Regions from separate parts of the Mus musculus genome. Here region 1 is linked to region 2. The links are chromatin contacts, found by Hi-C or POLR2A ChIA-PET in ENCODE. All regions are on one chromosome and are shown on one strand. Each heading gives the region's core, a stretch centred on a gene start or an enhancer-like site at or near the end of the contact. The rest is flanking DNA. Distances are from core to core; before and after follow the strand shown. Region 1 has its middle 13 kb from the start of Gm20743. Region 2 holds the start of Dpt (dermatopontin).

What was found. Hi-C counts contacts between places; a loop is a spot of excess contacts on that map. ChIA-PET counts read pairs that join two places held with the same protein, here RNA polymerase II (POLR2A).
Region 1: a loop to region 2 is called in a map of left cerebral cortex, with 2.3 times the contacts of the local background. The contact joins the enhancer-like site here to the promoter of Dpt in region 2. A Hi-C loop is called at or near these places in 1 of 37 maps with a recorded cell type or tissue (left cerebral cortex). POLR2A ChIA-PET finds 5 or more read pairs at or near these places in 1 of 5 experiments (embryonic stem cell).

The regions. Positions count from the first base shown.
Region 1 is chr1:164,847,564-164,852,669 of GRCm38, reverse strand. No RefSeq gene overlaps it. Among named protein-coding and RNA genes, the nearest start is that of Gm20743, 13 kb to the left of the region's middle. Within about 2 kb of position 3,836, at least 1 of the 3 ENCODE cell types and tissues checked has a DNase peak (open chromatin) inside an H3K27ac peak, as active enhancers do; it is left cerebral cortex, where a contact is called at or near this core.
Region 2 is chr1:164,795,196-164,800,442 of GRCm38, reverse strand. Dpt (dermatopontin) reads right to left here and starts at 3,780. Exons shown (of 4, transcript NM_019759.3): 1 at 3,407-3,780. The coding sequence starts at 3,711. It overlaps Gm32569 (a long non-coding RNA gene), which reads left to right. Exons shown (of 4, transcript XR_373663.3): 3 at 271-361; 4 at 2,968-4,917.

The sequences.
Region 1 (5,106 bases), core at 2,587-5,086, 52 kb before region 2:
TGTAAGGCAAAAGACACTGTCAATAAGTCAAAAAGGCCACCAACAGATTGGGAAAGGATCTTTACCTATCCCAAATCGGATAGGGGACTAATATCCAATATATATAAGGAACTCAAGAAGGTGGACTCCAGAAAATCAAATAACCCCATTAAAAATGGGGTTCAGAGATAAACAAAGAATTCTCAACTGAGGAATACCGAATGTCTGAGAAGCACCTGAAAAAATGTTCAACATCCTTAATCATCAGGGAAATGCAAATCAAAACAACCCTGAGATTCCACCTCACACCAGTCAGAATGGCTAAGATGAAAAATTCAGGTGACAGCAGATGCTGGCGAGGATATGGAGAAAGAGGAACACTTCTCCATTGCTGGTGGGATTGCAAGCTTGTACAACCACTGTGGAAGTCAATCTGGAGGTTCCTCAGAAAATTTAACATAATACTACCGGAAGATCCAGCAATACCTCTCCTGGGCATATACTCAGAAGAAGTTCCAACTGGTAATAAGAACACATGCTCCATTATGTTCATAGCAGCCTTATTTATAATAGCCAGAAGCTGGAAGGAACGCAGATGTCCCTTAACAGAAGAATGGATACAGAAAATGTGGTACATTTATACAATGGAGTACTACTCAGCTATTTAAAACAATGGATTTATGAAATTCTTGGACAAATGGATGTATCTGGAGGGCATCATCCTGAGTGAGGTAACCCAATCACAAAAGAAGTCATTAGATATGCACTCACTGATAAGTGGATATTAGCCCAGAAACAGAACACCCAAGATACAATTTGCAAAACACAAGAAAATCAAGAAGAGGGAAGACCAATGGGTAGATACTTCATTCCTCCTTAGAATAGGGAACAAAATACCCGTGAAAGGAGTTACAGAGACAAAGTTTGGAGCTAAGATGAAAGGATGGACTATCCAGAGACTACCCCACCCGGGGATCCATCCCATAATCAGCCACCAAACCCAGACACTATTGCATATGCCAAAAAGATTTTGCTGAAGGGACCTTGTTATAGCTGTCTGGTATGAGGCTATGCCAGTGCCTGGCAAATACAGAAGTGGATGCTCACAGTCATCTATAAATGGAACACAGGACTCCCAATGGAGAAGCTAGAGAATGCACCCAAGGAGCTGAAGGGATCTGCAACCCTGTAGGTGGAACAACAATATGAACTAACCAGTACCCCGGAGCTCATGTCTCTAGCTGCATATGTATCAGAAGATGGCCTAGTTGGCTATCACTGGGAAGAGAGGCCCCTTGGTATTGCAAACTTTATGTGCCCCAGTACACGGGAATGCCAGGGCCAAGAAGCAGGAGTGGGTGTGTAGGGGAGCAGGGCGGAGGGAGGGTATAGGGAACTTTTGGGATAGCATTTGAAATGTATATAAAGAAAATATCTAATATAAATAAATAAATATATGTCTGAACCATTCTTTTAGTGTGCTTCTCTCTGCCTCCTGCTTGCAGCAGATGTGGTGTTAACCCTGAGCTGTTCCTACCACCATGCCTTCACTCCACCATCATGGACTCTAATCCTCTGAAGCTGTAAGACCAATTAAACAATTAAACACTTCCTTTATATGTTGCCATGATCATGGTGTTTTGTCAGAAGTAGAAAAGTGACTAAGACAGTAGTCAAATAAATTGTTTTTGTGAGCCAATAATTTTATACTATTATACAAATGTTCAAGCCAGAGAGAACAATTAGTTCACTTTAAGCAAATATTCTCCTGAATAATCTGACTTGGACTCATCTAATCAATGGGAAGGACTTAGAGGAAAAGTGAAACTGCTCACAGCAGAAGACATTTGCCTGAGGACTAGCGCTTCAGCTCCCATTCAAAGGTTTTCAGCATCTTTGGTTGTCCCTACAATCACATAAGATAGTCTCTTAAAACAAATTTCCATATCACATTGAAACTATTATGTTTCCCTTTGTAGAAATGACATGGATTATATTATTAATACCAAGAAGCAAAATGTTGTTATAATAGACATCAAAAACTTCAGAGGTAGCTTTGGAATTAGGTAATAGGTAGAGGCATGATAGAAAAGTCTGATATTGAGCTTTCATAGTAAATGTGAATGTGTTATTGAATTGCTAAGAGAGGGGCAGCAGCAGCAGCCTTACCCAGCTGTGAATCCTGTGAGCTACAGTAATGATTAGTTTGGAAAGATTTGCCCACGGGTACAATAGTTGCATGAACTCATAGCACCCATGGTTGTCTGCAGAATATCTGCATGAGATCAAGCCAGTCAGCATTTTAGCATGGAGTTGGGAAGAGTTCATGAGCCTCTGCTCATAGCTCAGGAATCACAGGCAGTTGATTCTTTTCAGAGGAAGTAAACTAAGTTTTCTTTATGATAATGGTCCCCGGAAGATTGATTGCATTTCAGTGAATGGCCTCAAATCTGTGAGTATATGAGCAGCAAAACTAAATTCACTGGGTTAATATTTTAAAAGAGGACAAGATGCTGGGGTCATAGGGATGTAGGCATGGATCTGGATGGATTTGGAGTGAGGAGGCAGGTGATTATGATCAAAACACATGTATGAAATTCTCGAAAGGATGGACCATCTAGAGACTGCCATATCCAGGGATCCATCCCATAATCAGCTTCCAAACGCTGACACCATTGCACACACTAGCAAGATTTTGCTGAAGGGACCCAGATAGAGCTGTCTCTTGTGAGACTATGCTGAGGCCTAGCAAACACAGAAGTGGATGCTCACAGTCAGCTATTGGATGGATCACAGGGCCCCCAATGGAGGAGCTAGAGAAAGTACCCAAGGAGCTAAAGGGGTCTGCAACCCTATAGGTGAAACAATAATATGAACTAACCAGTACCCCGGAGCTCTTGACTCTAGCTGCATATGAATCAGAAGATGGCCTAGTCGGCCATCAGTAGAAAGAGAGGCCCATTGGTCGTGCAAACTTTATATGCCTCAGTACAGGGGAACGACAGGGCCAAGAAGTGGGAGTGGGTGGGTGGGGGAGTGGGTGAGGGAGCATGTGGGGGACTTTTAGGATAGCATTGGAAATGTAAATGAAATAAATACCCAATTAAAAAAAAAAGAAAAAAAAAGAAATTCTCAAAGAATTGGTGAAAACTTAAAGGACAAAGAAATATCCAATACTGTCTTGAAGAGCTAGAAATGCAAGGGAATCTTAGGTCAGGTCCCAGAAACAAATGAAGTCATATTGGAAAGTACAGAAAGGCATTTTTTATAAAGTAATAAAAAACTTGGCTAAAGCATGTCTTGCTAGGTGGAAGCTACAAATGATGAAGTTGGACATCTTGCAGAAAAGATTTTCAAGCAAAGTGTGGAAAGGACCGTCTAGTTTCTCTTTACTAGGTAGAGAAAGCAAGAGAGGCAGAAGAGAGTAAAGAAGAAACTCTTAAGGATTAGCCTTTGATGATTTAAGAGATTTTCATGTTATCCAGATTGCAAAGAATGCTGAAAAGAAGAAATGCACTGTTAAGCAAATGTACTCTGGAGAGACGGCCAAGGGCACATGAGGACAGTCTTTGGAAAGATTAGGCATTCAACTCATGGATACACTCCCTCATGTTGGAAGCAGCCAGAAATAGTGAAGGGCTGTCCTATCAGAGAATATATGGGAAACTATTGTCTGTCTGAGTGACTCCCCTTGGTGTACACAGACAGCCTATGCTCTCTTGGAGGATTATTATACCCGAGAAACATTTCAGTCTGAGATTGAACAGAGGATGGACAAAATAAAAAGGTATTTTCGGATTCTCTTAATTATATAGGCAGGAAGCGAAATGATAAATTATGCAGCTGCACACATGCGCCAGCCTTCAGGAACAGGAGTGACTCACTGGATAGAGCCATGGAACCAGGGCTAAGGATGATAAAGCAGCTACTGAGAACACAGGCACAGGAGCTGTGAGCCAGCGGATGGATCTGAGAGCCAAAGAAGAGCGCTCACAGACCCTGAAACCCAAAGGGATTTTTTTTCTTGCTTAGTCTTGAATGTGTGTGAGACCAGAGGCTCCTTAATTCCTTCTATTTTTCTCCCTTCTGGGATGAAAACATGTATGTTTTACCTGTGTGTTTTAGAAGCAGGAAACTTGTTTTCTGGTTCATCAGTCCATCATAGGAGAATTCTCCCTACATTCAAAGTGAAGTGTACCCAGAGTGTCATCTATATGTGACTTAGGTGATCTAGGTGGTTAGAGTGAGGGCTTTTGAGAGGTTATTTGGAAAAAATTTTGTATTTAGATTTGTAGAGTATTAAAAAGTTTGGGGATTGCACTGGCTAGTTTGGCATTAACTTGATACAAACTGGAGTCATCTAAAAGGAGGAAACCTCAATTGAGAAAATGCCTCTGTAAGATCCATCTGTAGGGCATTTTCTTAATTAGTGATCAACTGAGGAGGGTCCAGCCCTTTGGGAGTCATCCTTAGGCTGGGGTCCTGGGCTCTATAAAAAAGCAGGCTGAGTAAGCCATGATAGACAAGCTTGGAAGTAGCACTTCTCCATGGCCTCTGCATCAGCTCCTGACTTCTAGTTCCTGTCCTGACTTCTTTCAGTGGTAGACTCTGATATGGAAATGAAAGCCAAATAATCTTTCCCTCCTCACTTTGCTTTTGGTCACGGTGTTTCATCACAGCAATAAACCCTTGCTAAGACAGGAATGGTGTGATAGAGAGAATACATTTTTCATGGGGACAGATATGAGTTAGGAGGTAAGAGGACAAAATATAGTGGGTTGACCAGTGTCCACTCAGAACAAACATTGTTCCTCTGTCCTCTTCAAAAAAGAGTAGTTCTATTGGCGTTTCCAGCCTTTAGGACTATGAATGAGCATACTTCTGCTGTTTTAAGCCATCAGACTAAAGACAATTTGATAAGGTGGTATCTTACTTAGGGTTTTATTGCTGTGAAGAGACACCATGACCAAGGCAAGTCTTAGAAAAGAAAACATTTAATTGGGGCTGGCTTACAGTTTCAGAGGTTCAGTCCATTATCATCATGGCAGGAAGCATGGCAACCTGCAGGCAGACATGGTGTTAGAAGAGCTGAGAGCTCTATATATTGATCTGAATGCAGCCAGGAAG
Region 2 (5,247 bases), core at 2,531-5,030:
ATAGGAGAATGTAAATCCAATAACAAGTCCATCTCGTGGTAACAATGTGGGTCAGCCAGGCTCTGGACATGTTTTAGAGATGCTTAAAGAAACTTAAAAGTTCCCTACCATGCATGGTGGTGGATACAGTAAGCCAAAATGAAATATTGGACTTCATCTTATAAATGTGGAAGTACAAAAGTTCAAAGATATGAGCAATGCATTGTCATGGATTAATTAATTCAAAATCTAAGCTCTAATAAAACAGATGCTTTTAAAATGCCTTTGCAGATTCTCTGGAGTACAGGGACTAGAAATGGTGCGAACACATAGAACAGTCTTCCTCCAAATACATGCCTTGAAGAAGCCTGGTTTGCCCAAAGTAAGTTTTGTCAAGTTCCATATCCACTAAGTCATTATTGACTGCCTTTAAATAAGATGTTAAAGTGCCAAATGTTTGTTTTAGATGTAGATTTGTTTTAGAATTCCCTTCTTCTCCTAGAAGCATCATGATTTTTTATTTCTGTTTTATTTCTCTCATTTCTTCTCCTATACCCTGCCCTCCAGAGGGAATTGAGAACCTAAGACAGTCCAGCTGGGCTGTGTGAAGAATCCTAGCTCAGAGAACCTTCCACCATAAGGCAGTTCCGAGTTACTACAACGTCCAGTTTTGTCTTACTCCACAAAAGACTTGTGTATCCCATGGTATTTGCTAATCAAAGTCAGAGGGCTCCTCTGAGAGCACGGCAGACCTGTCCCTGAGGAGGCGTGCATATGCACAGGGGACCAGAATTTCAATGGTGGAACCAGGCACCCCGCTTTACTCGAAACTTTATTTGAAAACATGTTTTTCAGCATAGACACCATGAGTAACAGCACTCTGCACTAATGGCTCTACCCGGAAAAGATGGCTCCCCATTAGCAAGTTTTCTTCAGCAGATTCTTTGTATTGTCAAGTTTGTGTTTGTCCCTCCTGCCTCTTAAAATAAACCTGAAAGCTAATTTACTTACACAAGACAGCCAAATTGCAGAAAACTCGTCAACAACTCCTCCCCAGAACAGATTAAGAACAGGCAGCCAGTCGGGGAGACGTAATTGCTCCCCAGCCTGTGAACAATTTCTTGCCTTCCAAATTTTTCACTGAGACTGGAGTCTGAACACAAAGCCATAATCATCTAGGAGAAAAATGCCTAGGGAGTAATTGGGTACCAGTTCTGGGGCAGCTGGGTCTGGTGGTGAAGAAGCTGTTTTGTGGGTTCATGACTTTCTAGCCCTGTGAATGGTGGAGATGGAGGAGGCAATGGACCATGGGAAGGTCAAAAGGAGGAAAGTGAAAATCTTAGATCCCATATATCAAAAAAAAAAAAAAATCACGTTTTTCCTTTTTTTCCTTTCCCCCCCCTCTCTTCAACTTTGGGAGTTCATGGTAACCAGCTACAAACAGGCATGTTTCAGACTAAATAGCATTTGGCTTCTTTCCTTAGCTGGGTGAACACACAGTTCAAGAGAATGCAAGCAAAAGCCAAGCGCACGCTGAAGTGAGTGGCTGCTTTGTGTAGAGACTGCAAAGCCTGAGGGTTCATCTTCCAAAGGCAGCAGCAGGGAGACAGCTGAAGCTTGGCCTAAGGTCCCATTACATTTTATCATTAGCACCAGAACCAAAACCCAGCTTGTGACTCACCCCAGGGCTCCCCCCTGCCCTGCCCCCAGTTAGGGGTTAGGCAATCTTCACCCAGTGCTGTCCTTCTGTGGCTCTTTCAAGAGGTTAGAAAGCTGGCCCGTCTATGTGATGGTCCCTTGGGGTGGGTGGACTGGACAGGCAGTTACAACTAGGTCATTTCTACCCTTGAAGCCAGGCAATGAGCCTGCCTGCTGGGACTCACCAGGGTCTGTCCTCTGTCCTCAAGACAAGTTTGGTCTCTGAGTCATCTGTGTCTGAAGGGGGTTTGGATCTGTTTGGCAGAAGCAGAGGGAATGGAGAAGGATGGCCTAACAGCCCTGCTCAAGAGGCCTCTACAGATTCTTCAGTCTGCTTCTGTTCCTATAATGCTGCCTATAACACGGGTAGATAGGCCCTGTCCTCAGGAGCAGAGCTCTAATCAAACTGCCACTTACCACACTGGGCCAGTCCCTGTAGTTCCCACCTTCTCTCAGCTTGAGTGTGGTTCTGGGGCCCTGGCTCTGTCAACAGGAGTCCACTTAGGGTGGAGGCAGCAGGCTCTTGGAAGCCCACCGCTGTAGCTCAGACTTTCTGGATCCAAATCTTGTCTTTCTAGCTAAGGAAACCCACCTATCTCCAGACCACAGTTTGCCAACCTACAGCATGATTTATAGGCTTGCTTAAAGCATTAGATCAGATCAGATAATGTAGTGTGTGGTGTGATGTATGCTCAGGGCATTTCTCCTGGATGGCTGAAAGTATCACCACTAATGTTTTATGTTGATCCATCCCAGATGCTCACTCTGCCAGTGCCCTGCAGGAGCCCCTCATGCAGTTGTCTTGTTCAGCAGAGGGCACACCTGGCAGCCTTCCAGCTGGGCTACCTCCTCCCTCAGTCTGCCTCTCCTAGGGTCAGCCTCCACCATCTCCCTAAGCCCTGAAATTTGGGCTCCATTTGGACAGCTATGAATGACCAGTATAGCCACCCCTGTCTCTTAAGATGGGCTTCTGAGCAAATGCCAGGGCTGGGATAGTCAAACACCACAGAGAAGCACAAACTGGGACCAATGCAGTTCCAATGATTAGGCAAAAGGCAGAAGTCAGGACAGTACCTCTAAAAACCTTTGGTAAACTATATCCTAGCAACAGAGGCTATTTAAATTCAAGAGAAAGGGAGAGAGAGGGAGACAGAGAAATCTCAGTAGTAAAACTCGCCAGAACATATTTCATCAGAACAGCAGAGCACTACTTAACTTCAGGACCCTTTGTTTCTAGTTCTCAGTCTTGTTTACCCAATCACTTACTTTGAATCAATATTTTTTTTTCAGGATATGGATACTGAGGACCCAATTGTTTATTTTGTCCCAACCACCCTGGAGCAGTATTTTTGGAAAACGGTAAATCATCCCAAAATGGAAGTGTTATTCCCATGTCACAGGGATGCCCACTTTCTATAAATTCCTTAAGACATCTCTATTTTGGAAGTCTGGTAAGCATTCTGCGTACACACACCCAGCTTGCGGGACACACTGAGCCTAGGGATGGCCTTTGAAGGAGTAGAACCAGATCCATCCTTCATGGGACATACCCCATCCTGGTTTTTCACCTTACAATGTTATCTACATTGTACACACCTGCCCGCCAGAGCATGCAATAGCAAGTTTAGGATGTGCCCAGGTTATGAGCCCTGCTATTTTAAGGACCAAACTTCTCCCATGCAGTACATACACAGATGTTCCCATCTCTAGAGCACTCTCTGCTTCTTACCATTCCATGCCGGCCCTGTTGATCTCCTCCCACCAGCACTCAGTGGGCTCCCCCAGGCTTTGGGGTGTAGGCATGCAGGCATAGTTCCATTGTCTGTCAGAGCCTTCCTTCTTGCTAAAGATGCTCCTCACAGCTACCACCACTTGCCCGTGGGGACACTGGTAGCTGAAGCCTTGGCGGTTAAGATTCACCCATCCATCATCACCGTAGTCCTGGTACTGCTGGTATGGGTACCCGTAGCCACCATACTGGCCCCAGGCTGTGGTCACCAGTGGCAGAAGAACCCACAGAAGAGTGAGGTCCATACTGCCCGGCTTCTGGCAAAAAAAATGTCACCCTCAGTTTGCTGGGCTGACTTTATACAGCTGCCGCTGACATGTGGTTCCCAGATGTGGGTGAACTGGATCCAACTGCAGTGTGTCATTGCTCAAGCAAAAGCTTTTCCACGCTGAGAAACTGGCCTTGCTTGCGTCCAGCTTGTTTTAAGGTGGAATTCTATGAACATGCAAGGAACATGTAAATCAAGGAAATCTCCCCAGAGAATCACTTCACGGAGAGGGACCAGAGGCAGCTGCTCCACTCTGCTCAGAAACACCTGAGAAAGACCCCCTCAATTGCCTACCTATCCTTCCCTCATCTCTCGGCATGCTGCCCCTCTGCCACGCCCCTTCTTACTAGCAAACCAGGTATCTGGTAGCTGTTCTCCTGCTTAGCTCTCTAGAATTATACGGAAATCCAGGCGGAGATTTCAAAACACAAACGTTGATAAGTTAAAGGAACTCAACCTTTAGATTTCTGCAAACCTAGGTGCCTGGATTCTTTTTATGTTCTTAGTCCGTCTTTTAATTGGGGGTAGAAGCAGATGATCTGTCTTCAGGTCTACTGTTAAAATGTCTAACGTTCAGGTAGAAGTGCTATTGGTCCATGGAGAGAGCAGCGGGGCGTTATCTCTGCTTCAGCATCTGCCTGAGCTGCTGAAAGTGGTCCCTTCAGCTCTGGCTTAAGTATGGAACTGGTTAAGCTCAAATGAATGGTAAGTTTTTTCAGCTGGCACTTTCAAACTTTACATTGACTTTTCTGTTTGTTGAGGTGAAGTGTATAAAATAAAGGCCAGCTTTTCAACTGTGTAGCATACAGTCCTGCAGGCAGCTCTGAAATCATGCTATAGAGTAGACTGGATAGTCCAGAGCACCTCCTCATAGCCCTCTGCATCCTCTTTGTTCCCGATACCTAGTTCTGCTACCCAACAATCGGATGTTCGTCTCTACAGTTTTGCCTGTTCCAGATTGTTAATAACTGGGGTCACACCACACGGGTCAGTCTCTGTTACCCCTGCTTTTGAGACTCGACTGTGCTGCCAGTCACTGACCTCTTGTAATTGCTGAGAAGGGTTCCACAGTATGGGTGTCCTGTTCAATGGTATCATCTGAAGCACGTGTGGAATATCTCATTTGTAAAAATTTATATATAACTATGCATAAGTGCTTACGAATAAAATTTCTATAAGTGCACAGAGGTTTTCGTATAAAGCTTCTTCTTCATTTTGCTTCAGTAAATACTCATGACTGATTTCCAGGTTGCTATGTAAGAGTCTGTCAAACTTTAAAAGAAGCTGTCTGTGCTATGGCACCAGAAAATTATCCTTTCTTTTACATTTTGGTCATTTTAATAGGTGTATAGCGGCAGTTTGGCATGAATATTTTTGTCTCCTGGCTAATGATTTTGAGAAATTTTTTCATTAGAGTTTTGGTATGGAACACATTTTTAAAAATGTCTTACCTATTCTAGCATTTTGAATCACTTGGAGTATCTCTTTTTAATTTGCATTTATCTTATATTTA